Regions from separate parts of the Mus musculus genome. Here region 1 is linked to region 2. Evidence: chromatin loops called from intact Hi-C (ENCODE). Cell type or tissue: heart. All regions are shown on one strand. Each heading gives the region's core, and the rest is flanking DNA. Links, peaks and the distances in the headings are about the cores only. Region 1 holds the start of Pmvk (phosphomevalonate kinase). Region 2 holds the start of Ube2q1 (ubiquitin-conjugating enzyme E2Q family member 1).

Region 1 (15,301 bases), core at 4,353-12,352, 310 kb after region 2:
TCCAAGGGACACGCTGTTAGCTTTCACACTCATTAGATCTGAGTGTATCCAAGAAACAGTGACCTGGGGCAGGATAGAGGCCCAAGCTGCCCTTCAGAACTGTCTGCAAAGCAGGTCCTGGACTGGTACCACTGAGGCCCCTGGAAAACTTCCTGTCTGGCCCCATGGCTTATCCAGGGTTGGTTTGGCTTGCTCACCAACCACTGTCAGCCCCCAAAGCCTAAAGCACACAAGAATGGGGCTTTAGCCAGAGAAGTCCACTGGCCTCAACAAGACAGCCAAAGGAGACACTCTATGAACTTGACCTTCTACCAACCCATTCCTCAGGCCTCAGGTTCCCCTTTACAGCCTCTCGCTCACTCTCAATATTAGCCTAGAGCACAGGGGTGGCCGAGCTGTGTGCTGAGCCATGGGGGTAAATGCTATTCGCCACCTACCTGGTGTGAACACCCAGCCCCGTTGCTGTCGACTCTGCTCCGAGGCCACTACTCGGACTGTCTGTATCACAGCCCCATAGGCCTCCTGAAACCACTGGATGTCAGATGTCCTCCGTGTGTCACTCACCAGCTGCAAAGAAGAGACACAAACAGGTGACCATTAGGAAAAAGTGCTATAGGGAGGAAAATCTGGAGGTAGGGGGCGGGGGGATGGGGGGAGCCCCGCTACTGAAGCCAGAGCAATGGTGCAGCTCACTGAACAAACACCTCTGAGCACTGTCACCTGCCAGGAAGCATGATCGCTCAGCTCCAGTACTAAGTAAAGGGCACTGCAAGTACTCTGCACTCTGCCAGGCACTGAGGATGGTATCATAAGCTAAGTACACCTTGCCCTGCTCTCTTGGGGCTGGAACATACAATAGAGCAGGAGATGCAATAACCAGGGGCCACAGTGCTGACTGATGAATGTCAGCCGGGACATGACTGGAACATAGCTCCTCAACTCCTGCTCTCTCCAATCCTGACCCTTCCTGTCTCTGCTCAGAATCAAATCCTTGTCCTTCTGCCCCAGAACCAACTCATCACCTGCTCAACTCTGAGTGGCTCTATCATTAAAATCCATGTAAAGCTGACCCCTTCTTGGGTCTTTCCCAGCTCTGAGGCCAGCCTGTCACTGGACGATCTACTAAGCCTCTGCGCTTCAGCACTTACCTGCCCTTCAGCAGCCAGAGCAAGCCAGTTAAATCCTTTGTTTGGTTTTGAAACAAAGTATCACTGCCTAGCCCCTGCCGGCCTCAAAACTGGTACATAGTGAAGGCTAACCTTCAATTCCCTGCCTTAGCTTCCCGAGAGTTAGAATTACTGGCATGTGCACCTATAATGTGCATCTATAATGCCAGATGTGGGAGTGGTGTGTGTGTGTGTGTGTGTGTGTGTGTGTGTGTGTGTGTGCGTGCGCGCACATGTGCCTGTGCATGTGTGTAGAGATAATTCAAAGCAGTCAGTTTTCTCCTTCTGCCATGTGGGTCTAGGGATCATACTCAGGTCTTCAGGCATGACAGCAGATGCCTTTAACAACTGAGACATCTCACCAGCCCCCACCTGGCATTTTTTTTTTTTTTTTTTTTTTTAAAGAGTTATTTATTTATTATATATAAGTACACTGTAGCTGTCTTCAGACACTCCAGAAGAGGGAGTCAGATCTCGTGATCGGATGGTTGTGAGCCACCATGTGGTTGCTGGGATTTGAACTCCTGACCTTCGGAAGAGCAGTCGGGTGCTCTTACCCACTGAGCCATCTCACCAGCCCCACCTGGCATTTTTATGTGGCTTCCAGGGAATCTGAACTCCAGGGTTTTATTCATTAAGCCATCTCTTGTCTCAGGTTTTTTTTTTTTTTTTTTTTTTTTGGTTTTTCGAGACAGGGTTTCTCTGCGTAGCCCTGGCTGTCCTGGAGCTCACTTTGTAGACCAGGCTGGCCTCGAACTCAGAAATCCGCCTGCCTCTGCCTCCCGAGTGCTGGGATTAAAGGCGTGCGCCACCACGCCCGGCTTTTTTGTCTCAGGTTTTTAACCCCACTCTTTCCAAGAACTATGTCCAGACACTAAAACACACTCCACCATTGGCCTACACCCTATTAATTAAGTCAACTGCCCTTTGATTCCTAAACCATGTCTTTCCTCTTCTTAGAATTTCTCAGCGACTCCTAGACTCTCCCAAAGCCTTATAACCTTTGTCCTTAACCTCCCAAGGCTACCACAATGGCTGCTTCTCAAACAGAAGGAATGGACCCCTCTCTGGCTTTCATATTCTCGTCCCTCTCTCTAGAAAGCTACTTCCCTAACTACCCATTCAGCTCACTTCACTTCCTTACAGTCATGCTCTGACCTCGCCTTAAGAACGAGGCCTTCTTAAGCCTCAAAAAGCAGTCCTTAGACAGCAGGCCTTAAAGAGCAGTCCTTCACCAGCTGCCCACACCACCATCTATCTTGTTTGACCCCCACCCCCACCCCTGGCACCACCTACATGTCTCCCCAAATCCTGACTATAACGGGAAGTTCCTTGAAGGTAAACTCTTCATTCTATTTTGAACCAGCATTCCCTAAGAACCTAGAGAGGTGTCTGGCAAAAGGAGACACTCACTCAGAATTTACCACAAGGATGAATAAGGACAGTCCAGTGTAGGGTCCCTGTGGGCTAGTTAAGACCTGGGGAGGTGGGAGCAGGAGAATCAGAGGATGAAAGTCACCTTGACTACATAGAGGTCCAAGGCCAGCCTGTGTTACATGAGACCCTGTCTTAGGAGAAAGAAAAGGGAAAAAAAATTAAAAAGGAAAAAGAAAAGACAATGGTAAGCCGGGCATGGTGGCACACGCCTTTAATCCTAGCACTCAGGAGGCAGAGGCAGGTGGATTTCTGAGTTCGAGGCCAGCCTGGTCTACAAAGTGAATTCCAGGATAGCCAGAGCTATACAGAGAAACCCTGTCTTGAAAAACCAAAAAAAAAAAAAAAAAAAAAAAAAAGAAAGAAAGAAAGAAAGAAAGAAAAGACAATGGTGTATATCAAGGAAGGCTTCCCAATGGAGGTGACATGAAAAGTGTCAGAGTAAATCAGGTAAAAAGGTCAGGAAGGGGCAGCTGGGCAGGAAAAAGACACGCAAAGGCATGATCTGCTAGGTGTGGTGGTACACACAGTTAATTCAGGCACTTGGGAGGCAGAGGCAGGTGGATCTCTGTGAGTGTCTGGGGCCATCCTAGTCTACAAAGTAGCTGGCCCTGACAACATAGTAAAACATTGTCTAAATAAATAAATAATAAAACAGAGAGAAAAGAAAACAGAAGGGAAGGCAAGAAGGAAAAAAAGCAAAGTCACAAGTACATAACTGATGTAAGAGACGCTGGCGGCTACAGCTCTGTTAGGATGGAGAGGAACTCGGGAGCGCCAACATTCACATCAAAACTCGGACTTTACTTGTGTTGGGGGGGGGGGCGGTTACGAGCACATTCTCCACATTCCACTGATACACTTTTTACTTTTTAAGTCACCCTGGCTTACTTTTTAAGTCACCCTGGCTCCTGTCCAGAGATGGCCTACAGAGGCAGGAGGACTTCTGAGATGCTAGAGAGGTGGGCGGAAGGACATGGACAGAAGGTAGCAGTGAAGATGAGAGATGGCCCCAGGAGAGGGTTGGGAAGACCTGTTTTGTACGCCAAGGCCGAGCCCCCTTACCCAGATAGGCTGGGACACGCCTTCCACAATCTTCCGGCAGAAGAAGCCTGGGTCTGCCTGGCGCTTCTGCTCCCCCCAACAGATCATGTCCCTCCGATAGGTCTCCTTGTAGGTGCTCGCATCCAGAAGTCTCTGGAAGTCCAAGCCATGCTCCTGCAATGCAAGTCCATCTATGACACAGTCCCACCATCCTTCCTGAAGCAGGAAGGATCAGTCCTACCTGGCACCTCCCTGCAGTCACTAGCCAGCTTGGACAGTGACAAAGGCAGTCAGGAGGCGAGCCTCACAAAGGGAGACCCCCCCCCCCAAGATACCCAAAACTGGGAGGTCTTAGATAATTCCAAAACTGTTTGACATGTATGGTGTCATTTTCTCTTCTGAGGGTTTCCTCCTCCCAATTACTTCTGGCTTAAACTAATCTTGAAGTTAGTTTGCAAGCCCTGGGCACAAACTTAGCCTATAGTGTTCCAGTCAGAAATCTTGTGTCCTTCTGGCATCTTTTGCCTCCATGAAAAACCCCAGAGAGATATGTCTCCCTTCTCCTTTCCCATACCCAACGTCCTGGCACTTGGCTGAAATAGCATTGCTTCATTTGGTTCTGGGCATTCCTAGGACCTTGTACACCCAGAGGAACCCTCAGACAGGAGGGGCTACCCTGACCCCCAGGGAGCTGCTTCTAAGCCTTCCCTCCTCTTCTCCAGAGACAATGACAAGCAAAGGCTCTACCTAGAAGGTGCCAGAATAGAAAGGTAGTATCCAAAATATAACCCATAGCCAGGAGGTGGTGGCTCACACCTTTAATCCCAACACTCCGGAGGCAGAAGTGGGTGTATCCCTATGAGTTTGAGGCTAGCCTGGTCTACAAAGAGAGTTCCAGGCCAGCCAGAGATATATAGGGAAACCCTGTTTCAAAATAATAATAATAATATTAGTAGTAGTAGTAGTAGTAGTAGTAGTAGTAGTAAAATAACAACAACCAAAATTCAAAAGAGATGCATTTGTTTGCAATAAAAATCTCTTCTCTGGATTTCTGAGTTCCAGGCCAGCCTTGTCTACAAAGTGAGTTCCAGGATAGCCAGGGCTATAAAGAGAAACCCTGTCTCGGAAAAAAAAAAAAAAAAAAAAAAAAAAAAAAAACCAACAACAACAACAACAAAAATCTCTTCTCCTCCCCTCTTCTTCTCCCTGTGCCAGCCAGCACTGCGGATCCAGTGGCATCTTTTCCAGCAGTACAGAAACTCACATCTGGAACATCCCTCACAGCTGGAACAATGTTTAAAGGGGCAAGAAGCACTTCATATATGTACCTAAAGAAGATATACTTTTTTTTTTTTTTTTAGACAGGGTCTCACACCATAACCTGGCTGGCCTGGACTCTCTTTGTAGACCAGGCAGGCCTCAAATTCACTGAGATCTACCTGCCTCTGCCTTCCAAGAACTGAGATGAAATGCATTCACCACCAGGTATAATTCTAATTCTCAGTCATTAGTATGGTTTGTCCCCACCAAATCTCCTGTTTAGCCTTGTCCCCAATGTGGTGGTATTGGGACATGGTGCCTCTGAGGGATTGTGGCTCTTAGAGAGGACTAATGAGTTTCCACTTCTGTGGGACTGGATTGGTCACCCTGAAAGCAGGTTAATATATACGGCTCCAGGCCTCTCTCCTCAGTCCTCCTACCACGTGATCTTCCTTTTGTCCACTGTCCTCCCACCATAAGGCCCTCACCAGAAGCTAAGAGAATGCTAACACCATGTTCTTGGACCTTCACAACTGTGTGTTATATATCTCTTTTCTGTACAAAGTACCCAGTCTCAGCTGCTGTGTTATACCAAAGCCACACTGACTAGGCCCATCTGCACACTGCTCTACGTCTCGCTTTCTGCCCACCTAACCATGTGTCCTAACAGTTCATGTGCCTAAACTTCTTTGGGGGAAAGGTGTGTACCTGTGCGTCTACACGCGATTACAGGTCGGCAATCTCAGATATTGCTCCATCCACCTTGAGGTTTTTATTTTGTTTTTGAGAAAAGGTCTCCCACTGGGACCTAGACCTCACCAATTAAACCAAGTTGGCCGGCAAGCAAGCTACAGAGATCTGCCTGTCTCTGCCTCCCTAGCGCTGGGATTACAGCACAATTGCCTGGCTTTTTCTGTAGGTACTCAGGATAGAAATCAGGTCACAGCAAGCATTTTATCAACGGCACCCTCTTCCCAAGCCCCGAGAATCCCAGGGTTGCATCAGGCCAGGTGGGTAGCAGAGTATGCCAGTGTGACATAGTTGAAGAAAGGGGATTATAGTACAGATCCTGTAAGTTACGAGGCATCAGAGCTGCCAACTCAAGCGCCTACAGCCCTTCCTGGACCCCTTCCTTTTCTTGTTTGTCTGTCCTTAAGATAGGACATCAGATCTAGACTCTCTTGAGCCAGTGACTCAAGCAGTAGCCATTTCTCCAAGAGCAGGCTCATCCCAGCGCCCCCAGAAGCCACAAGCCACCACCTACCCGAGCATACTCCTCCTTGAGTGGACCAGAGAGCCGCAGGAGAGCACAGATGTTACCTCCAAGTCTATGGGACAAGGAATCAGACCCAGTTAACCCTGCGCTGCCAGCAGTCTCCAGTATCCAAAAGAGGAGCGTAGTGCCTCTGTTGCTCATTTCTACCGTAGGAATTTCTACTCTTGGCCTCCCCTTCTCTGATCCTCTTTGCTCACTGATAAAATAATAGCATCATCTGCCCTACCGTCACACAGGACTATTACAAAAGTCAAAGGCATATAAAAGAGCCCTGAACAGGCAGAAGGCATTAAATAATTGCCATAGGAAACTCTAGACCTGCTGATGTTCTGGTTGGATCAGGTTTATGCTGGGACTCCAAAGGCAGCATAAACCTCTCAGAGCCACAGAGACCTTAGTAAACGTTGACCTGGTTACCGCAACATTAATAATTTGCCCTTTTGAGATACTCAGTGTACTTACAATTGTTTCCTGTGTGCTATGAAATAGGTGCTCCCCGCTTTAAAAAATCATTTCTGGGTGGGGGGGGTCAGAGGACAACTGGTTTGACAGCAAGTGCCTTTGTCTGCTGAACCACCTCACTAGCCTGGTTCTTGTTCCAGATGAAGAAAATGAGGATGAGTGAAGAAAGTTAACTAAAAGTAACATTGTGCCAGGTGGTGGTGGCGCACACCTTTAATCCCAGCACTTGGGAGGCAGAAACAGGCGGATTTCTGAGTTCGAGGCCAGCCTGGTCTACAAAGTGAGTTCCAGGACAGCCAGGGCTACACAGAGAAACCCTGTCTCGAAAAATCAAAAAAAAAAAAAAAAAAAAAAAGAAAAGAAAAGTAACATTGTGGGTAATGAAACAGTAAATTAAAATAGCCAACACTGTATTCCGGGACAGGCTGGCTCCTTTGATTCTTTTAGCCATCCCATGTAATGCCCATTTAACAATAGCAGAACTTGACTAGAACAGATAAGACATCTGCAGTACACCATCCACTAAGCACTGAGCCAGGCCGTGAACTCCCAGCAGCCGAACCCCATCCATCGTCTAGGCTTCCGGCTGTTCTTCTGCCTATGTGTGGAGCTAAGAACAAGTAAAGTTTAGACACCGATGGTGATTATTTAGTGGTAAAGGTTTGGGGTAAGAACCTCAGCCCAGGGCTCCCCTGAACCTCTTGGAATGGCTGTGGTACCTCACACGTGGTGTCCTGACCACCTTGCCCTTGGAGAGGAGCCCCAGCATTCTCTCTCCCCCTTCTCTGCTTTCCCAGCCCAAGTTTCCAGAAGAAAACAAAAAACAGTGTTTCCTAGAATATTTTCTTATCACTTAAGAAAAATAAAAGGCTGGGGGAAAGGCGAGCCTCAGAAGCCTGACAGTCTTAGCTCAACCCCGAGAACCATGCTTTCTTAAAAGCTGAAGATGGGCCAAGTGTGGTGGCACATGCCTTTAATCCCAGTGCTGCTCTTCTTACAGACCAAGGCTCTATTCCCAGCACCCACATGAAGGCTCACAACCATCTGTAACTCCAGTTCTGGGGATCACCTGCCCTCTTCTGGCTTCCAAGAACACTCGCACACACCAAGGCACAAACCCACACCCATCACATAAACACATCTTTGAAAATAAATATCTAGAAAGGAAGGACAGAATGAGTGAATGGTGTTTCCAGGCAGGGCAGAGTGAGTGAACGGTGTCTCCAGGCAGGCCAAGCTGAATTTAAATCCTGAGTTTGCTACTTTATAACCCTAGCAAATTTAAAAATTTTAATACTAAAAATTCACCATGTTGTCCACTCTGGCCTTGAACTCCTACATGTATGAGCTCTCCCTGCTGCTGGACCACACACACACACACACACACACACAGAGACACACACACACAGAGACACACACACAGACACACACACACACAGACACACACACACAGAGACACACACACACACACCAGGTTTTAGCTCCTAAGGGCCCCTGCTTCTGCATCTGTGACATGGGATTGCTAATACCACTATTTGGTAAAGAAGCTAAATAGGTTAAATGAGATGATATAGACGCACAACACCTGGCATAGAATATTCCATAAATTCCTGCCATTGCAGGGTGTTCTGGGCAGATTCTCTTTGCAGCAGACACACTCAGGACGTGGTCTTGAAAAAAAACCTTTACAGTCTTGTTAGTCTCCTTATCTAGGCCAGTTACCTCAGACCACAATCATCAAACAGGAATGGCACGTTGAAGGTGCCAGCATAGTAATAGTAGTAATTCATGTTTCTTGAAGGCAGAGCTACATCTTCATAGATCTGCAGTGGCAGTCCCCTAGTTCTTTGAGGGAGATTTGTGCAGGCTGCTGTTTTACTGACCGTGAGGGTCTGCCTTCCCCTGCCCTGTCATCCTGTCCCTCCTTGCCCTCCACGAGCTCCCTCCATAAAGCCCTCCATCACTTGCGGTAGCGCCCTTCCTCGGTTTCCCTGCACCCGCGGACACCTGCTCTTCAGCCTCTCGGTCACGAAGTCCTTCCCGGATTTTCTCTTCCCGCTAAACAGCAGCACCAGACGCGGGGAGGCTCCGAGCGGGGCCATGGTGCCACCAAGCTTCACCAGGCCTAAAGCTGACACTTCGGACCCCTGAAATGCAGCCAAGCACGAAGTGGACCCGCTCAGTAGAAGCAAAAAGGAGGAGGGATCCCACTCCTTCTCCACACTACACAGCCCACATCGAAACCAGCGCGCAGAGAATGGGCGTAGAAACTGGAAGGGAAAGAGCCTTGCAGCCTAGTATCTAAGTACCTTTCCCGCCCCCCCCCGCCCTCCCCCCCCTGCGCAGCACGCACTTAGAACAGTCCACGCCCGCCCAGATGTGACGTCATGGCCCCGCCTTCTCGGCTGACAAGGTGAGCCGAGAGTGACGCTGGAAAGACTAGCCTCAAGTTCCCTTCTACACAACCGGCCAAACATAAAGATAAAGAAAAATAGTAATGTTGAAGGCATTTTCAAATCTGCCTTTTAATTTGTACGTTATAACTCATGCTCTAAAGCAAATATGTGTTTGCCCCGCACTAAAAATAGCTCTTTCCAAAGAAGTAACCAGACAATGACATGATAGGGTGTGTTTCTTGACGTCATAGCGAGGGAGGGGTTTAATGAACAGTATGCTATTTCACTGTTGAAAAGGTTTTGTAACTGCTGAAGCCTCCAGCTGGAACTAAGTGATCTTTTCTTTAGCCGCATACTCCTCTCCAAAGCTTTTCAGAATCTCGAAAAAGAACATTGGTGACATTAGTAACTTAGGTTAAGGAGTTTTGACGCCACTCTGAACAAGATTACCCAATTTCCTCCGGAGACCAACATCCAGCCAGAAGTTGAGAGGCAAAACTAAGAGTGTTCTGACACCTACTTACTGTTATCTGTAGATATAAATTGCTGTCCTACATTTTTCTAAGCTTATCAAAATAAAGCCTGCAGCCTATGACTGCCTCCAGTGTATAAGACTGCAAAGTCTTGTGAAAACCAAAGTGAAACGTAAAGAAACTCTTAGGAAAATCATTTCTTTGCGTATTCGAAAGAGGCTTCGGCGAAGAGATGACTCCGCAGCTAAGAGCACTGGCTGCCCTTGCTGAACACCCACCTAGCCGCTCATAACCAGCTGGAACTGCAGTTCCAGAGGACCTAAAGCCCTCCCTTAGCCTCTGTGGGAACTGCATGCACGAGGTACACAGACATACGGGCAAAACACATAAATCATTTTAAAATAAAGAACAGGAGTGGTCAGGTACAGAAAGAGTGGACCGGGGAGGATCGCCAGAACTGAGGATGTCTGTCTGTTGATAGAGCCTCTGCCTAAGCCTAGGTTTGAGGGCCAGCACTGAATAAACTAGGTTTAGTGGCAAGTGCCAGCCAGCACTGGAAATGGAAGCAGACAAATTCCAGGCCAGCCTGGGCCATAAAATAAAATAAAATAAAATAAAATAAAATAAAGAGAAGGAAGTGAGAGGCTTGGTAAACAGAGGAAAGCAGAACTGTACAACAAAATACTTTGTAAACTTTAAAGTATCCACTCACAGCAGACTGTTTGTTTTAAGCACTGTGATTTCACAGTTTGTAAGTCAGCACATTGTCCCACCTCTGTGCAATAAATATTTCTCTGGGTCCCACCGAAAGCTGGCTCTCACCAGGCCAACGAAGCCTATATAGGGTGAAGTCACTTGTGGCCTCCTGCTCACTAAGCCCTCACTCAAAAGAAATCAGAACTTCCACCCAGAATTCTGAACCTGCCTGACATAACTCACCCCTTCCTTCAGCCCCACCCTGGAATCAAATTTCCCTGGAATTCTAGTCCCAATCACAAAACTTCCGAATGTATTTGCCTAAGCCAGGCAATGGTGGCACACATTCTTGATCTCAGCACTCAGGAGTCAGAGGCAGGAAGATCTCTGAGTTCGAAGCCACAGGGTGATTCATAGCCATCTGTAACTCCAGTTCCAGGGAATCTTGACAGCCTCTTCTGGCCTCCATAGGCACTGCGTGTATATGGTGCACTAATATACGTGCAGGCAAAACACTCACATACATAAAATTAAGTAAGGGGCTGAGAGACTTGTATCAAGGTCTAGACCTCTAAATGATGAAATTAGCTCCATCTGGTTCCAAAACCAGATGTTTTCCAGTCCAGAGTATGAACATTTCCCATCCTGGATATACCTGCCCAGCCCCTTCCCTCTGCTTCTTACCCCAAACTGCATTCCATGCTTTCCTCAGATGCTCAAAAGCATACCAAGTGCTATCAAAGGCAGGGCCAGGAACAATGTGGGTGGAGTCGGGTGGTGTCTCGAATGACTGATCAAGAAGTGAAGGAAAGAATGGGTGCTCCATGGGGGAGACCAGGAGGCCAGGACTTCCCCCTAAGTTAGAGGGGACCTCTATGGATGCATATACCCAAGACTAGGACTGCACAACCACATACCCAATTGCTCAAGGTCCTGGGGCAGCTCCTAGAGGCCCCTTCTTCCCCCTGCCTCCCTCCCAGACCCTCCCACCTGCAGTCCGACCCGCTGCTGCCACCGTGTGGTCACAACCATACTTCTCTGAAAAGAGCTATCTGCAAGAAACAAGAACCAGGAGGAGCCTGACCTGTAGTGCATAGCTCCTCCAGACTCAATTCAGAGTCTAGACTTAAAGACGTGTGTGTGTGTGTGTGTGTGTGTGTGTGTGTGTGTGTGTGTGTGTGTGTGTGTGTGTGTGTGTTGGAGGTGGGGGACTGGAGAGGAGAAAAGAAGAGCACACTCCAACACTCTGGCTGGGCATGGTGGCACATGCCTTTAATCCCAGCAAGAGGCAGGTGGATTTCTGAGTTTGAGGCCAGCCTGGTCTACAGAGTGAGTTCCAGGATAGCCAGGGCTACACAGAGAAACCCTGTCTCAAAAAACCAAAAAAAAAAAAAAAAAAAAGAAAGAGCACACTCGGACTTTTAGCCTGAGCTCAACTGCCCTGGGCTCCTCCTGGCTTGACTCTGTCCTAGCAAACTTTGGGAGCCTGCACAAGTTGCTATTCTCTGGGCTTTCTCCACCTCTGAAAATGATACTCAGTAAAGACTCTTCCAGAGCTGACCGTCTACCCACAAGTCAGAGCCACTGAGACAGAAGCTGGTAGACAGGGGAAATGCTTCCCGGACCAGGAGCCCAAGGAGCAGGGGTTGAAGCTTCTTTTGTTTCTTCTCCAAGTGGCAAGTGACACACAGATCCAGGGAGAGGAGCCAGAGAGAGCACAGAAGGGCTGAATGAAGCTCAGGGGAAGTGCTGGCCCTATAGGCCAGGCCCTGGGTTCTTTCCCAGGCCCTTGCAAAATAACATTATCTGCACATAGTTAGTTCAGATCTGACTGCTTGCTTGACTGTGTGAGATGAGGAAGCCACAGTCTCCTGTGGTCCAAACACTGCTGCCTGGGCCATTGTGTTCTCGTTCTCTCTCTCTCTCTCTCTCTCTCTCTCTCTCTCTCTCTCTCTCCCCACCCCCCAGTGTGTGTGTGTGTGTGGTGTGTTTCTTAAGAGCACTGACTGCTCTTCCAGAGGTCATGAGTTCAAACCCCAGCAACCACATGGTGGCTCACAACCATCTGTAATGAGATCTGACTCCCTCTTCTGGAGTGTCAGACAGCTACAGTGTACTTATATATAATAAATAAATCTAAAAAAAAAAAAAAAAAAAAAAAAAAAGAGTCTCACTCCCTTCAAAATCTATTTCTCAGTGAGCTAAAAGGACAGAAAAGAGGCTGAGCAGTGGTGGCACATGTCCTTAATCCCAGAAGAGGCAGACAAAGATCTCTGAGTTTCAGGTCAGCCTGGTCTACAGAGTGAGTTCCAAGACAGCCAGGGCTACACAGAGAAACCCTGTCTCAAAAAATAAAATAAAATAAAATAAAATAAAATAAAATGACAGAAAAACATTTGAAAAGCTAATGGCTCCGCTGGCCCCTCCTAGCACAATGCCTGGGTGAAGGCCCGCAGCCACAGTCCCAAGCAGGCCGCCCTGTGGGACCTGGCTCTCCAACACTTTCCTCTCCACCCTTAGCCTGGAAGCTTCAGGTTTCTGCCTGTACTCCTGAGTCACAATAGGGTCTCAGCAATGACCTCAGGGAATGACACAGCCCAATCAGCTGGGCATCTCCACGATCAGTGAAGGTTAGTATCTTAGGTTAGTAACAACTTCTACTACCACCCCCCCACCCCACCCCACCCCACCCCGTCCCAGAGGAAGGAAGAGGGTCAGATAATGTAAAGGGCTACAGAGCTTGGAGAAAGGTGGAGGTTGACCAGCCTTATTGTAAACCCAGAACTTTCCCCATCCATCCCGCCCCACCCCACCCCACCCCAGCAAACCAGCTTTTGTTTTCCCTCCCCCTTTCCTGACACTTCTTGAAGGCACTGTCATCCATTTGTCCCCAGGCTAGGAGGCCAAGTGTCCTTGATTCCTCCTTGTCCACATCCCATCCAGCCTGGCCCACACTAAAAGCACCTCCTCAAACAAGCACAGTCCAGTTCCCATTTCCCATCCTCCACCCATTCTTTAGGCTTCCGCTTCCACTTCTGTGCTCTCTGGATGCTTCCCTTGCCCTCCGGTGCCTTTGGGATACCCTCGCCCTTCCTATACAAAAGAGTCCCCTAGGACCCACAGGTTGTTCCCCCACACACACCCCCCACACACACACCCAAGCTCACCTTTGCCCCTCCCACATCACCAAGTCCCTGCTGTCTCTCACCAACTGCCTCCGAGGCCACTCTCCAGGTCCTCTCCGTGCGTCAGCAGAGGCTTCCTGGCAGCATTAAGCAAATACTGCTAGCATTTTGCTTGTGTTAAGCTAATCCAGTTAGTATGAGGGTCAGGAAGCAGGGCTGCAGCCAGGCTTGAGACCGGTGCCCTCTCCTCCCCGTCGGAAGCTCATGGGCTCTCCTGGTTTCCCCTAGAGGTTAGAATTAAAACCACTGCAGGCTTCTGGTTTTTTACTTTGAAGTTACAGGTGATTGTGAGGCACCATCTAGATGCTGTGAATTGGCCAACCTGAGTTGTCATAAAATAACCAAAAGGAAATGAAAGCTGGAATAAATAGCCAGTGCTCGCCGCGCCGCATCTCCTGAGCCATCTCTCCAGCCCCAACAATAATACAGTTGGCCCTCTGTATCAGTGTGCTCCAATTTATGAAGTCAGCCGACCCCATAGTAAATATTTGAGTATATATGCATACTCAAAATTAGTAAATAGTAAAGATATGGTATATGTTAGGTATATACCAGACCTGCAACAAGCGGCGGAGGTGCTGAGGTGCCCATTAACAGTATGCACCTATCACGCCATAAGCAGGACACTGAAGGAAGAGAAGCTTGACTTCTGGTCGGCCAGCTTGGGCTACATAGTGAGAAATGGCTCAAAACTAAAAAAGAAGGCCAATGAGATGCTCAGCAGATAAAGGCACTTGTCACCAAGCCTGACAACCTGCTCAGTCCTACAAGGCCACAAGAAGAACCAACTCTTGGGGAAGTTGTCCACTGAACTGCACGCACAACGTAGCACTGTATGCTTCTCCACACACATAAATAAATAAGGAGGTAAGGAGGGAGGGGAGGCGGAGGGAGAGAGGAGAAAGAGTAATGTTAAAGTTAAAAGACAAGTGGGTCAGAGTGTGTTGGCACACACACTCACGGAGGCAGAGGCAGGCAGATCTCTGAGTTTGAGGCCTGTCTGGTCTACAGAGTGAGTTACAGAACAGACAAGGCCACACAGAGTAATCATGTCTAGAAAAACCAATCAACAAACAAACAAAAACAAGAAACAAAAGAAAACAAAAAAACCAACACCCCCTCCCACAAAATAGTAAAAGAAGCAGTGGCCCTCCCTGTGGTTCACGCCTGTAAACCCCGAAGCTAGGGCCAAGGCAGAAGAGCTACTGATGGAGGCCAACCTGAGTTGTCATAGAATAACCAAAAGGAAATGAAAGAAAGCTGAGACGGAACAGGGTAAGGAAGAAATTAAAAAAAGAAGGTGGCTGGAGAGATGGCTCCACGGTTAAGAACACCAACTGCTCTTCCAGAGGACCCAGGTTCAATTCCCAGCAACCACATGAGTATATGTAACTCCAGCATCTAACACGCTCACTCAGATATCCATGCAGGGAAAACCAATGCACATAAAAAAAAATTCAAAGGAAAAAAATAAAAAAAGAAGGAAAGAGGGGAGGACTACGAGAGGGAGAGAGGAAGAGAGGAGCCTAGCGTGCCTCACGAGCTTGGAATCCTGGCTTTGGGAGGCTGAGGCTGGGCTGAGGCAGTGGGAGCAGGCCAGCTTTAGCTATACAGTGAGTTCAAAGCTAGGCTGATTCTATAAGACCCTGACTCAAAAACATCAGGGCATGGTGGTACATCCCTTTAATCCCAGCACTCATTTGAGGCAGAGGCAAGCAGAGGCAAACAGGTCTCTGTGAGTTCAAGGCCAGCAAAGACTACATAGTGAGACCTACACAGTCTCACCCTTCCCCCACCAACCCTCTCCCCCCACAAAAAGGAAAGGAAAGAACTGATACTAAAGGAAATGTTCTGAGTATCTGTGGGTTTTTCCTTGTTATTCCCCAAACCATGCAGTGAAACAAACACT
Region 2 (15,301 bases), core at 4,179-12,178:
TTTGTATGATCTTAGAAATTCTCAAGGAGTCCTTACCAGCATACTGTATCCTTTTAAAAATAATTACATTAATATGCTTATTACACGTGTATGGGTATGAAGTAGAGGCTCTGTCATGTGGGACTGGAAACTGAATTCAGGTCCTGAAACTTGGTGGCAAGTGTTTTTACCCACTGCTCCATCTTCATACTGTGTCCTTTTTGAGGGTATCCTGTGCAGCCCCTGTGCGAACTCACCGCCTTTGAAACTCTGTGATCGGTATATATCCCTGAGCTCCTTCATCAGCCGGTCAGTGGCCTGCACCGAGCCAGACACTGCACCCTGGGAACGAGGGGAAACACCATTACTCCTTAGTCTGGTGGGTAGACCTTAAGGCAGTCTGGACTAGGGATAGGACTGGAAAGATCCAATAAAGGAGACGGCTCTCTATACTGATGGGCAGTGGCCTGCCACTCCCCAGCCGGGACCCAACAACCCTTTGCCTTGCCTCTCTACAAGGCACGTACATTTAAGTAATCTTGCCTCTGGTTCTTTTTAATTTTCTCTAGGATGGCCAGGTTCTCTTTTCCGATGCCATCATCTTCAGACTTCTTGCCCTCGGCTGGCTCTTCCTCTTTCATTTCATAGTGATCTAGGTCTTCTGTATCCTGAGGCAGGAGTGCAAAGGAATGTTACCACAAAAGTAGTGGATAGACTTTTCCTCAGTCCACTTGTCCCAGAGCCCCAAGCCACCCCCCCTCCCCCCATGGTCTTAGCAGTAATTTCCCAGTTCTAGAAAACAGCTCAGCCCTATTAAGGCAAGTTTGTTTTTAGTTTTTGGAAACAAAGTTTCAAATAGCCCAGACTAGTCTTACACTCATTATAAAGCAAGGATAATCCCAATTTTCCTGCTTCCACCTGCCAAGTGTTATGGATGCAGGTGTGCACCTGGCTTTTATTTTAGACAGGGTCTTGCTGTGTAGCCTTTGCTGTCCTGGAACTCACTACGTAGACCAGGCTAGCTTCAAACTTGCAGGGATTATACTGCTTCAGACCCCTGAGTACTGAATTAAAGGCCTATGTCAAGTCTGGCCTTCCAAGGTAATTTTCTTTCCTTTCTAAATTCCTAAACCACAGCAGCAGAGCTACAAAGAGGACCAAGAAAGGGACTGTCTTCTTGTCCCTAGGAAAACCCTGCTCCAACTGTCCCTAAAATTCCTTTGGCAGCAGAAAACTCCCCAATTTCTAGATGAATGACTCTGGCTTGCAGTGGTGAAGGAAAAGTAAAAGCTTGCTTTACTAGGCTAGACTCTCACCCAGGAGTCCTTAGGACCCTAGGCCTAAAGGAGAAAACTAGGACCAGCTAGGTGGCTTGGCGGCTTGCTGAGAAGGCTGATAACTTGTGTTCTATCCCTGGAACCTACATGGTAGACAGAACTGACTCCTCAAAGTTGTCCTGTCTTACAACACATTTAAAAAATAAGAAAAAAAGAAAACTAGACCATAATCTTTTTTTTTTCCTCCCTACAAGAGCAGGACCAGAATTAGGTCCCTGGAAGCACTCATTGCAAAGATGGAAATGAGGTGGGCCAAAGCAAGAGACAGTACAACTTAACACTATAGTTAGCTCCTTATTCACCCCTGCTCTGAGGGAACAAGCAGCTCGCTGAGCAGAGGCCACACTGTGGCAACCTCAGGCCCACAGTCAGGTGCTGCGGGCGTGGCAGAGGCTGAACATCTCGAGGAAGGACTACGTTTCAGGGATCACCTGTCCACTGTGGGTCTGAAGATCAGTACAAAGTCACAGAGTATGGGCCCAGTGATAGGAAACAACATGATCAGAGACACCTTATAACAAGACATCCTGTACTAGGGGCAACATACAACAGCTTACTTTATAAAGTATTTATTCTTCTATCGTTATCTTCACTTATCATAGAAAAGCTAAGACCCAGTGAATTAATTTTCATTAATTTCACTAATAAATTTTATTAATTCTCCAGTCAAAGGAGACTTCACAGAAATAAGTTCTATCTGGCTATGAAGCGTAACTATGATTTACATTCTACCTAAAGCTTGGGTGGCACATGTCTGCAGTCCTAGCACTTAGTATGTAAAAGCAATAGGATCAACTCAGGCCATCTCCGACTACACAAGTGAGTGTGAGGCCAGCCTGGCTTACACAAAAATAAATCAATAGGAACTAGGGAAATGGCTCAGCAGTTAAAAAGCTGCTCTTCTAGAAAACTGGTTCCCAGCACCCTCACAGGGACTTACAACCACCTGTAATACCCGTCCCGGGGGATCTGATGCCCTTTTCTGGCCTCCACAGGCACTGCACATATGTAGTGCATAGATATTCACACAGCAAAAACATCCATACATATAAAAATGAGAACACAGTATCTATATTTTTTAAAGATTCTGTCAGGTGCACTATACACTACTTATTATCTGAAACTATCATGTGATACGTACGAGTCAGAATCCTATTTTATAAATGAGAAAACTGTACCCTAATGAGAATAAATAAAAGTCCCCAACTAGGACAATCAGGATACAAACTAGGGTCTGTCATGATTCCTGAAGCCATCTGAGATTAAGTTTGCCCAGTATTTACTTGTTTTAACACACTGGCAACTAAATGCTTTCAAAGAATGGATCCAGACAGTGATTTCCTTTACAGCAGGCCAGTCAGTCTTTATCCTATTGATATTGTTTCTTCCCCCAGTTTGAAGCTGGAGCTATTAATATCAAATGACCCATACTGATGACAAGCACTTCTTGCCAATGCCATCTTGAGTAGCAAGCCTACCTCAGGCATCTCTTCATCTTCATCTTCTGAAGACACTTCTTCCTGCGTGCACTGCAGTGGAGAAGGAGGCAAAGACGAAGATCAGACCCAGTGGGTGCTAGAATGCAGCATCTGACCTATCCTCTGGCCCTGAAGGTCTGGAAGCTGAGCACTGCCCATAAAGATGCCAGTTTCTCCCCCAGCCAGGTCTGAGTGGTAGCAAGAGCCCAAGGCATGGATGACTTTGATACCAGCCAATTATTCTCTCCCGACCACATGCCATAGCTGCTTTTGCCATCTATTCTGCAGAGCCCAACTTACCTTTCCTCAGCACCCTGCTCTCATTTGCTCTTCTCTAGAGCTCTAGTGCATTTCTCATCCTAAGCAAAGGGCCTGGGTTTCCAATAGCTATCAACTGCTATTGCTTCAATAATAAAATTCCCTCTCATCTCAACCGTCGGGATGCTGCCCGTGAGGCTGAGTTCTGATAGGGCAGAAGCAGTGAGTAGTGTCCCATTTAGCTAGATTCCCATCTGGAGAAGAAAGCGGCTGAGAATCACATGTGTGTTTGGGAGCGGTGGGGGTGGGAAGGAGCTACTGCAGCTCTGTTTCAATTACCAAGTATTTCTTAAGCACTCTTTGGGGTGACAGCCACAGGACCCAAAGCCCATTCCTCAGCTGCATACCTGCTCTGCTGGCAAGGGCTGATCCAGCATTTCCACATCAGGATGCTGAGGGAGGTTGTAGAGTTTACACAGGTCAGAGATGATCCTCTTCAGATGCTGCAAGAGCTGGGGGGAGAGACATTAAATACGTCTTTCCTACTACAATCTGGATAGCTGCATGGATGAGCTTTTAGCTTAGATCTCAAAATGGTGGCTGGTTCTCTACACTGGATGGACCTTGTGGTTATAGGAATGACTTTCCCTAGTGGACCTATCCTGGAGCTGCTACAGGACTCTGCCCCCTCTGGCTTCAGTAGGCAACTCTCCTAAGAAGTAAGGTCCAAGACATTCCACCTGGGGCACCACCCACTCTTCAAAACTAGCTGCCTCACAGGGAACGTTAGTTGCTGAAGCCTCTTCAGGAACACACACATTCCTCCCCACTGCCCCCCTCACCAAAGTATTCCCTTTCTTTATGTCCACCAGCCTCTCCAAGACAGCAGCCAAGTTAGGGTCATCGGACTCCACCGACCAGATGGGGGGCACAGCAGGGTATGATTCCTGAGGGGGAAACAGGAAGAGTGGTCACAATGAGAAACTTTACGAGAAACCAGTTTTTGCCTAGCCTTCCTTCTTCTGGTTCCTTTCTTCCCACCACCATGTCCTACACTTATAACCTCAGCTTCCCTAGAAAACTAGCCTGGAAGGACCATACCCAAGAAGCAACCTGCGGACTCTCTTCCTCTCAGAGTACAAACCAGGGAAAGCTGAAGACAGTAAAGGAAGCTCTGGCTCTACTGTCCTGCCTGCCTGCCTGCCACACTCCAAGTTCTCCCACACCAGGCCAGACTCCTTCAGTGTTTCCAAACTCAGGGGAGGGAAGATCACCTCATAACAGTCACACTGATGTGAAAAATGCAGGCTTGTAGCCACCAGGGGAGAAGGAACTAATAAAATAGTCTCCAAAGCTAGTAGCAAGATCCACCCCCACCCCCCAGAGTCCCTCTAAGACCCATTCTCCCTACCGCTCCCTCAGGAACCTGCCCTCATCCTGAGCCCAGGCATGGGCTGGGAGAACAGAGCCTATGCTACTGGCATTCCCAGCATTCCTGAGCCACCATGCCACAGGAGCCTGAACAGACTCCCCTCCTCTGCCCAAGGCAAGAGGGCCAGTGTAGGCCAAGTTTCTTTTAGAGGGGCCATGGGCACTGCAGCTGAGAACCCCCAAAGACAAAGATAGTAGATGGCCTTGGCAACCGAAAGGAAGCAGCTGGAGGAGGCAAACCTACCCGTAAGTGAATCCACTTAGCAAAATCCAATCTTTGATGTTTCAACACATGCCAAGGAAGCCTTACCCACTTCTACTGGGGATCTTAGCGATGCCACAGCTCTAACCAGTGCTGCAGGAAAAACAGTACCAAAGATGCTACAATCTTTACTTGACTGAGCCACTCCTGGTGGTCCTAGCTTGGTGAGGTAAGCCTCAGCTGGGATAGATGAGGCCCCATCAAAACTCAAGTATCTCATTATTACTCCACTCCCAAAGTTACCTCACCAAACCACGACCTGGTTTGGTGGCAGAAAGGGCTAGAAAACACCATGAAAAAAAAAATGAATCAAAGCCTCCAAGAACCACAAAATTCACGTCTGTCTTCCCCCCAGGCAACTCCCGTTTCCAGTGTGGATAAAGGTGCTCCAGGAGGGACAAGACCATTACAGTGGGCGTTATCCAACAACGTGAGCACTGTATCGCGCAGTACCAGCTGTTATAAAATTGCACCCAACAATTTCCTCAAGGGACACTAGGGAATAAAATAAGGCAGGACGCATGGAAGATGCCTCCTGACCAAGGATAGGTAGGATGGAACGATGCCTACTGGGGAGCGATGGCACTGCTGCCGCTCAAAACACACATTGCTGTCACCACCAGAAAAGGTGACAGTCACCTAGGATAAGCAGATGTGACCCCAGGAGTGGGGAGGAAGTGGCAAAGCTGCTACGAGCCAAGGCAAAAAGAGGAATTAAAGGTTAGTTACACCAGAGTTAGTAAGAGGAGATCCAACGTGGGGTCAATGAACGGCACTATTCTTTAGTGAAATTCAGGGAGCAAAGAGGGGTTGTACGAGGGATGCCTAGGCAGGGAGCCTACAGGTGGGTACATATAAGTGGAAAGAACTACTGAGAAGGGTCATTATGGAACCGGGCTGAGTTCCAGGCTACGTCCTTCCAGCACAGGCCTGGAATCTTATTAGAGTTGGGGTGGGGAGAAGAATGGGTCATTTCTAGGTGACATGGTAAAGTTGTGGAGGAGTAAGCAGAAGGAGCCAAAATCATAAAACCTGAGGTGTGGGTGGATTCATAGGAGGAGGTGGTTGAGGGGCCACATGTCCCGATGTCCCTTGCTCTCAGGGGTCAACAGTAGAGACTGTGACTGCACCACAGAACCTCAAGCTGAAGAAACAAGTGTAGCCTGGAGAGAAGGAGCCAAGCACCAAGAGGGGGGCTCTGGCCTCCGGGTCCTTCGAGAGCAGGAGGTTGTATGGTGTGATTTCGATCACCAGACAAGGGACCCCCAGCGTGGCGCAAGCGAGGTCCTCACCGTGATGTTGCAGTGGATGCGGACGGGGTCCCCCGGCACCGATCCCCGGGAGGGGAGATGGGGTCCGGGCGCAGCCCCGGCCCCGGCCCCTCCGGCTCCGGCCAGCAGGAACTCGCAGCTCAGCTCGTCCAGGCAGGCGCTGGCAATGCGGAAGCGCTCGTGGCCGCGGTGGAAGATGGACTCGAGCAGCTTCAGCTCCCGCCTCAGGCAGGGCCCTGGCCCCGGGCCCCCTCCCGGGCCGCCCCCGGCCCCCGGCGCCGCCCCCTGGACCCCCAGTTGCTGCCCCGGCCCCGGCTGCTGCTGCCCCTGCGGCTGCGGCTGCTGCATCCTCCGCTCCGCTCCGCTCCGGGGCCGGCGGGCCGGGAGCCTCCGGCCTCCGCTCCGGGCTCCGCCGCCGCCGCGGTCCGCACTTCCTGATCCCCCCTTCGCCAAGATGGCGCCGCCGCCACCTCCGGGACAGGCCCCCTCCGCTCGCCGGCCCACCCCCCCCACGGCCGCCGGAAGCCGCGCGCCCCTCCCCCTCCGCGGCGGCCCCGCCTCCGGCCTCACGTGACCTCTGAGCTCCGGCCCCCGGCACGTGATCCGCGCGTCTTTCCCGCCCCCCGGCCCGCGCCTGTCACCCTCCACATGTGACCCTAGGCCCTCGCCTCGCTGCTCGAAGCGCTTCCGTGCGTGTACGTGCGTCGTGCGTGACCGTGCACCGGGGGGCCTTTGCCAGCGCTTCCCTGTCACATGGCCGGCGTCTCTTGTCACGTGGCCGGTGCCTGTGTTCCCAGGGGCTCCCCGCGCGGGACTCTGGCTTCCTGCTTGCGTCCCGCGGCCCCCGCGTGCGGCGCATGGCCGTGTCTGTCCTGTATTCCCATGGGGGTCGTCGGGCCGGGTCACCGGCCTCCGCGTCTGCGGCGGGAAGGCGCCTTTCGCTACGGTCGGAGAAACGGACTTGGATCTCCCTGCGGTTCCTCTATGGTGTGTGACCTTGGGTTATCTACGCTCCTGGGGAGCCTCAGTTTCTCCATCACAACAATGGCACTGTACAAGACGGGGAGGCCTCTTTAGCCTGTTCCCAAAGGCTCTGTGCAGGGATACTGAAGTATCGAGTATGGTCGCTGGTCAGCTACGTCTGAGGGGACAGATGGTGCGGCTTCCTCCACAGAATCACAGGGCTTCGTTATGTGTGAGTGCAGAGTACTAAGCTAGGGGTTGCATAGACGACACCCACGCCTACCTGCTATTCTTCTTCCCACCTCGTCGCACTGATCCTGAACGGGGCTTGAAGTTTGCGGCAGTACCTCGTCGTTCCCACTAGGTGGCACTATCACAAAGGACAACGGAGGGTCCTGAAACCCAGAGCTGCAAACTGGCAGGTGCCAGGATGTTGTAAGGCCTGATGGGTTTGGGACCAATTCATCATGTGAGCCGTTGGCCCGTCTACCGTCACCACCTCTATGTTTTTTGGAAGCTGACTGTACCTTGGTGCTGGGCTACTGATTCACTCAGTGATGTTAGCAGAAAGCTTTACTAGGCCAAGTTTAACTCCGTATGTTTTAAGAAATTCGTGTTCTTTGAGCCTGGGGGGATGAGTGTGGGTGTGTGGGTGGGGCTGGTTTTTCTAATGACCAGAGCAGCCTGAACATTTAGCTGCATACCATCTTTGTGCCTATGTCCACAAGCTGGAAGCATAAAATACTAGGGTAAGCCAGTCCTAGCAGAACAGGGTTGTAGTCGCAACTATCTAGGAGAGTCAGAAGGCCAAGGCCTACCTGGATAACTTAGTAAACTCCTTTCTCGGCCAAATAACTAATAAATAAGGGCTGAGGGTGTGGTAGAATGCTTGCTTAGCTAGTAGAAGCTCCAAATTTGACACCCTCCCCCATCATCACACACAAAAAGAGTAATTGTAAAAAGTCTAATTTATCAAGCATTCCCCAAGCCAGGAATACTAAGCAAATATTTCTAACCCTTAACACCATTGCAAGGTGAGTGCTTTAACCTGTATTTTACAGATAAAGGTCAGGATGTATAGATACTGAGCAGAACTTCTAAGTCTGTCTCCACGTCCTTTACCCTGTTCTGTCTGCTTGCCTGCTTCCTTTATTGTTATTGTCAGGGTCTTGCTATATAGTCCAGGCTGGCCTGAATCTTATTCTCTTGTCTTAGCTTCCCAGTGCTTAACTTATAGGCACACATGCACCACCTTGCTCAACTCCCCTATTCTACTAGCCCCACACACTTCCTTTTAGAACTTTTCACAGATCACATGACCTTTAGCCCTTACCCAAGGAACTGGAACTTTAGGTCTTCCATGTCCCCAACCCCATATACAAGTTTTAAATGTATACATTTACTTATTGTCCTGAAGATTGAGCCCAGGGCCTCATCCATGCTATGCTTTGTCATTGAGAAACCCAGAAGTCAAGGTCAGTGGGGCATGGTGCCTTCTATTGCTACTTCACTCAGCATCTCAGCTCTTTTGGTTGCTGCTAAGCTTCATGTAAAATCATACCTAAGATAATTGGGCATGAGTGTGGTTGCCATCTGAACTGGAAATGAAGTAGATATATTTATTTAGTGAATGCAGAGGCAAGTGATTAAAAACAACCTACCCTCATGGAATTCATATTAAGGAAAATAGAAATTATAAAACCAGAATCTACAAAACAAACTGCCTTGTTAAATGTGGGAAATGGACAAATATTTACTGAGCACCTACTGTGTATGATACACTGAAGAAACAGCATTAAATGAAACAGATTCAGTCCTTATTTTCTCAACCTGACAGGAAATCAGACACTTGGGCCAGTCAGATGCCACACAAGCCTAGTGTCTTGAGTTTAATAATGTTAGGTACCCAAAAAAGTAGAAGAGCATAGACTCCACAAAGCTGTCCTCTGATTTTCACACACCATGCCATGGCCTTTGCCCCTCCTAACAATAAATACAAACTAAGCAAAGCAGACATTTAATGCACAGAGACACACTCAGGCACTGACTTTTAGCTGTAGTAAGTGCCTCAGAGGGGAAGACTAGCCATCTGGAAAGGAGTTCTGAATGAAGGACACTCATTTCTGAAGAGTGAGTAGCACGGGTGGAGCAAGAGCTGACATGTCTCAAGTTACAGAGTGTGAGAACACCAGCAAAGGCTACAAACTCAATTCAAATTACAATTAGATTTATTAAAACTGCAAGTGGGGTTTTAAAGCCACTTTAAAGCCACATCAAAGGCATGCTGCCAACAAGGGGTTAAGAGAAGGATTTTTTTGAAGGTGGAGATGACCATTATCTTGCTTCTGTGGAACTTGTAGCTGTGTAAGAAAGTTCTTAACTTCCCTCAGCTATGTGAGGCACCGTCTCTTTCCCCTTATTCACAGCTCTAAAGGGGATACCTCTGAAAACAGTGATAAGTGGGTTTACAGAAGCCAGGGCAAGCTGTTAATCATTTCACAGCAGTTACACCATTCTGTGGAGGGTGGAGTTTGCTAGGAGTTCATCTTTCAGAACTTTAGGGCAGAGCTCTGCCAGTGGGTATCAAAGAAGTACCTGGTACAGAATGCAGTTTCCTTAGCCATCACAATGGCACACAGGGTTTTAAGGAAAGATTATCAAACTGAAGGAACAGAAGAATAATTGGTCTAGAATAGAGGAGAATGATGGAGGTAGGGCAGGCAAAGACCAGATCTTGGAGCGTTTAGGGATTTGAGCTTATTGTAAGAACTGGGAAGATTGAAAGGTCAACAGAGCCTTAAGCTGTGGAAGCAAATATCAGTAGCAGCACTAACAGAGCTGAGCTTTGTGGGAAACCAAGGTTTGGTTCTGAAGTGGAAGGAGGTTAGGAAGAAAGGCATAAATTCTAAGACAAAGGAGGGGATCCAGCACTCAGGATGCTGAGACAGGAAGATCATGAATTTGATGCCAGCCTAAGCTACACAGACCCTGTCTTAAAAAAAAAATAAGGAAGAGAAATCGGGATTGTAGGGTTACCTCAATGGCAGAGTATAAACTGTTTTAATTTTTTTCTAATGTCTGCTTTTCTTACAAACAGTAACCAGTTGTTTTAACTTCTTAGCAGCCCTATAGTCCCCGAGTGGTGCACTGTAAGAGCTGTCAAACTTCAGCCCTTCTTTCCAGCCCTCAGCTGCCGTGTCATACCACCACAAGAGTTTTCAAAATGGCCGCACCACAACACCTCACCTGCTGTCATGAGCATTACCACAGGAGCTGTCCACGGTGACAGTGCCTTCTTTCCTGCCTCAGCCTGTGGCCATCATAAAATTAACATTAAAGGAAGAAGTTACTGCAGGAGCTGTCCACAGTGGCACTGCCTCCTCGCTAACCTCCCCACCAATCCCTGATCTTCCCCAAGCGTAGGACTTGAAATCCCACCAATCCTCACATTGGAAATCTGCCCGAAAAGTTCTAGCCCCTGAGAAATCCTATATAAGCCCTGCCCTTTGTTCAATCTCTGCTGTCCATTTCCAGAAGCCACCCCTGGATTTGTCCTTCCTTCTCCTGGATTCATCTCTCCAATCCCTTCATGAGATTTGCTGCCTGGTGTGACTCTTATAAGCCAAGAAGCGATGAAGAGAAGGGAAGAATTAAAGCAGGGGAGGGGGCTCAGCTTCCTGATCTCTTCAGCTCAGCTGGGATACCCTCCCCTGGGAGCTGCAGTGTCTCTGCTGAGAAGGCTTCAGGAATCTCAGAGCTGTGTGGCTCCTGGACTCCCATGTCTCGGGATGCCCTGCCCTTGAGACACTGCCCCACATCAGCTGTGCAGTTCCTGGGCTTCAGAGCCCCAGTAGATACCCTTCCACTGAGCAGAAATTTATAAGCCCTCGTCCTGGTTTAATCACTCGGCCCCTTCAAAGGTTTCTCCCAGCCCTTCCTCCCTCAGTTCACCAACAGTATGCTTAAAGAATCCCTTCTCTCAGTTTTCTCAGTACTGGCAACTCCAAACTATAGCAACTGTTCTAGCCTATCTGCTCAGCTCAGCTTCTCCTGGCTCAGCTGTCACCAACTGTCTTCTCTTTTTACTCTGTTAGAAGAATTCATGTTCAACTCCCTTCTCTTTTCCCTCTGCTAGCCCTGTGCTTTCTCAGCCTCAGTTGGCTTTTTTTTTTTTTTTAAATCTCCTGTTCCCAGAAATCCAAGAGGCAACCAACACTGAAGATCACAGGGTCCGGCAGTTCTAACAGCTAAGAATTCTTAAAAGGCCAGTTGACTAGCAACTAGGGATCCTTTAAAGGCCCAGGCTCACAAGACAAATCACACTACAACAGAGGGCTTGCTGAGCATGTACAATAAATAATACAGCCCAAGAATGCTTACTCAGATGAAAAGAGACTCGTGAATTAACGAATGAAGGATGATCACAAAGGTATAACACACTTGGATCCTCTTTGCAAAATGTCTAAAATGTACGTTTTATGTGTATATTTGTGTGCCCAAAATATGACAGCTGAGCAGTGGTGGTACACACCTTTAATCCCAGCATTCAGGAAGCAGAGACAGGCAGAGCCAAGTTTGAGGCTAGGACTGTCTACAGAATGAGTCCCAGAACAGCTAAAGCTGCACAGAGAAACTCTGTCTTGAAAATAAAACAATAACAAGCAAAACAGACATGAATGTTATTTTAAATAAGTGTTTTTATTAAAATGATAAAAATATTTATTTTTAAAAGTGTTATTTTAATAGTTTTAAATACACATACTGGGCTGAAGAGATGGCTCAGTGGTTAAGAGCACTGACTGCTCTTCCGAAGGTCCTGAATTCAAATCCCAGCAACCACATGGTGGCTCACAACCATCTATAATTAGATCTGATGCCCTCTTCTAGAGTGTCTGAGGACAGCTACAGTGTACTTACATATAATAAATAAATAATGCTGAGAATAAAAGTTATTTAAAAATACACGTACTATAAAATTTACTATTTGCATTGATACTATTATGTAATAATTTCCAATAACTAGTTTTAGAATTTTTTATTTTATGGGTATGAGTGTTTGCTTGCATGTACATATTCAGGTGCGGTGTGTGTATCTGTATCAATGGGTGTAATATCTGTGGAGGCCAGAAGAAGACATTCCATCTGAAATTGGAGTTGCAGGTGTTTGTGAGCTGTGATTGCTAGGAATCAAATTGGAGACGTCTAGAAGAGCAGCCAGTGCTCTTAATCACTGAGACATTCTCAGCCCCAGAAGCCCAAACTTGAAGAGACAAGGGGTCTCTTGTCTTTGAAGAGGAGGAATAGTGGCAGGGAGGAGAGCCTGATTATTTGTAATTGTTCTTTTACACAAAATCTGGGCGTTTATGTATCCAGATATGCGGACTATAGTTCTCTGTGTCATTGGTATACCTAAATATTTGTAGATACATAGTTTTGTCTCTTCCTTTGGAGGCACGATTTTGAATCCTCTCTGCTTTGTTACTTCGTGTTTTAAAGTTGGTCTTCATGAACACAAGTATTACCCTGATAACAAAAATTTAAAATGCAAAACACTTTAAATAAAGGAAATGTATTAATTTTAATGTCTTCAGGAGAAAACATTCCTTGTAATCAGGGGCACTAGAACTCTGCTTACTCTCTCTCTGTGTGTGTGTGTGTGTGTGTGTGTGTGTGTGTGTGTGTGTGTGTGTGAGTGTGTGTGTGTGTGTGAGTGTGTGTGTGTGTGTGAGTGTGTGTGTGTGTGTGAGTGTGTGTGTGTGAGTGTGTGTGTGTGTGTGAGTGTGTGTGTGTGAGTGTGTGTGTGTGTGTGAGTGTGTGTGTGAGTGTGTGTGTGTGTGAGTGTGTGTGTGAGTGTGTGTATATGTGTGTGTGTGTGTGAGTGTGTGTGAGTGTGTGTATATGTGTGTGTGTGTGTGTGTGTGTGTGTCAGGGATGATAATTCTGTGTTTTTCTCAACCCTGTATGGTTCTACATGTCTCCTGCTACCTGTCTTCTTGGGGAATATAGAAGGCATGTGGGTACAGATGAAGAGGGAGGATGTCCCATTCTCCTTTGTCACTTGTTGCTTATCTCAGTCAACTCATTACTTGCCAAGCTAGAAGTAAACTCAAAGCAAAAATCGAAGATTTGAGGAGACTGAGGCGTATAGGTTACCTCCTCAGGCTTTAGACAACTGAGTGCCCACCCCTCGAACCCATCATTCATATAGTCAGTGTCCCGCCCCCAGTCAGTCATCCATAGAGCAATTAAATGCCCCGACCCCCAAGTCTATCATGTACAAGATAGGAGATGTAGAAGTCTGTCATTTAGAAGGCAATGAATGGTCCCGAGTGTGTCATCTAAAAGGGGAGTAGCCTTCAGTCCATCATCAGGAAAAGAGTAAGCACTCCAGGAAGTTTAGCAACAGAAGACATTGTCAGCCTTCCTCCACCATGCTGCATCCACTGGAGATGCTGTCTCGGGATGTGGAATACCTGTGAGCTAGCCTTGCTATGAGTCAGCTCTGCTTTCACTTATGTCCTATCCAGTCCTTGTTGCCTTCCCTGCTCCCAGCTTCTACAGTGCTCATGTTTGTCTTCCTATAACAGTCAGCACAGTGTCTAGTAATCTTCTACTAGTGTGGTCTCTTTAATATCTGGAACTAAGTCTTTTTGATCATTGCCTCCTCTGTACCAAACAATTGTGAGCTCAAAGGACATACTCAACCTGTGTTGATCTAAATTGTTGAAGACAGATCTAACCCTTGAACCTTTCCCCAAGTGATGTGACTGCACACACCCTTTGCCTTCTTGCTAGGCTTCACTGTGATGTGACTGCACACACCCTTTGCCTTCTTGCTAGGCTTCACTGTGATGTGACTGCACACACCCTTTGCCTTCTTGTTAGGCTTCACTGTGATGTGACTGCACACACCCTTTGCCTTCTTGCTAGGCTTCACTGTGATGTGACTGCACACACCCTTTGCCTTCTTGCTAGGCTTCACTTCTTGGTGTTCAGATCTCTTTCTGAATTAGTTATTGTACACACACATACCCTGCCCTGGACCTATGGCATAGATTTCAGTCCACCTTCACATGCACTGTGGTTGTTCTTCTCCCTGTCAGCTTGCTTCCTCTCCTGTGCTTTGCTGCCTTTTCCTCTCAGGCTCTTCCCCAAGCCCTTTTTCTTCCATGCTGGTGATTGTATTTAAGGCTTTGCACATGCTAGGCAAGCATTCTGTCACCAAGCTGTATCACTATCCCCTGGATAGTGATGGCACTGGGCATTTGTTAAATAAGTTGTTTCTGCCTGAACTTATACATATTAAGATATGTCTATCGTGCATTACAATTCTCCTGTTAAGCCCCCATCTCAAGCCAGGCCCTATGCTAGTTCATACTCTGACTGTAAAGGCAGTGGTTGCTATAGAAGTGTTTCATTCTAGAAGAGTCTGGCAAGGTACCTAACTCAATCTTTTGTCAGTCACAGATTCCCTGAGGAACTGGAATTCCTGAAAACACTCAAGTTTAAGTAAAAGGTAGGTAGGGGCACTGGGGTGATAAAAGAGCTGGAGGGAACTACATGTTTAAAAGACCGAGGGCTAGGAGGGGTTAAATAGTCAAGGATCTTAAAGACGTCGTCAATAGCTAGAATGTGGAGCTGAGACAGGCATTGACGAGATGAAGCGAAGCCTTTTGTCTGCTAAGTCTGCTTCAGACAGAAATCTTTTTGGTTGAAAGTGACCACTGATCCACTAAGAAAAAAAAAGAGGTCCTTTATGGGCTCAGTAGCTAAAAGTTCAGGGCTTTCAAGATCAAAGATGTCATTGAGTTTTGACACCTCTCTCATCTTTGCTCTCTTTGTGTTAGCTTCATTCTTTCTGTGAAATGGTCCCCTGATCTCCCCAGAACACAGCGTGGAAGGAACCATTGATATTGGTTGCTTATGCAGATCTCAGAACTTTCAAGGCCACCTTCTTTTCAGGAGGTCTAGACCTATCTAGCTTAGATTCCCCAGGAGAATGGCAAGATCTTGGCCTTGTCTGAGCTTATGGAAGCAGAGAAGGGGGCAGGTGAAAAGACTCTCTTCCAGAACTCCGGAGAAATTTGCTTTTCAAAACTAGACAGCACCCTGCTGCCTACTAAAGAAGTAGGTCCAAGGTCCTAATGTGCATATTCTCCGCTATACTCTTAGCTTTCCAGAAAACTAGAATCATCAGTTTGGGTAAGAACATAGAGGAAAACAGAAACGCCCCCAACCTACCCCATGTCCAGAGAGCCTTGACCTACTTGTCTCCCTCCCACTCTCAACCCTCCCAGTCTTGCTCAAACCTCTCCACGTCAT

The links. A loop is a pair of places that touch in the nucleus more often than their neighbours do. Peaks named below come from ENCODE experiments on the same cell type or tissue, not always from the same donor. Only the 100,000 strongest peaks of a DNase experiment are listed, where the experiment ranks them.
Region 1: it touches region 2 in a loop (10-fold over the local background); 7 of 42 quality-filtered maps call a loop at or near these places.

What each region holds. Positions count from the first base shown.
Region 1 is chr3:89,452,813-89,468,113 of GRCm38, reverse strand. It overlaps Pmvk (phosphomevalonate kinase), which reads right to left and starts at 8,996. Exons shown (of 5, transcript NM_026784.3): 1 at 8,650-8,996; 2 at 6,169-6,232; 3 at 3,666-3,818; 4 at 438-567. The coding sequence starts at 8,744. In heart, for the core only: a CTCF peak has its summit at 11,213 (motif pointing left); DNase peaks (open chromatin) are centred at 9,023 and 11,203; H3K4me3 peaks cover 1,965 bases; H3K27ac peaks cover 2,341 bases.
Region 2 is chr3:89,764,775-89,780,075 of GRCm38, reverse strand. It overlaps Ube2q1 (ubiquitin-conjugating enzyme E2Q family member 1), which reads right to left and starts at 6,467. Exons shown (of 13, transcript NM_027315.4): 1 at 6,038-6,467; 2 at 3,895-3,999; 3 at 3,460-3,564; 4 at 2,795-2,845; 5 at 507-647; 6 at 237-321. The coding sequence starts at 6,364. It overlaps 4632404H12Rik (RIKEN cDNA 4632404H12 gene), which reads left to right and starts at 6,676. Exons shown (of 2, transcript NR_130957.1): 1 at 6,676-7,574; 2 at 10,514-12,565. In heart, for the core only: a CTCF peak has its summit at 7,328 (motif pointing right); DNase peaks (open chromatin) are centred at 5,315, 6,715 and 7,325; H3K4me3 peaks cover 3,694 bases; H3K27ac peaks cover 2,558 bases.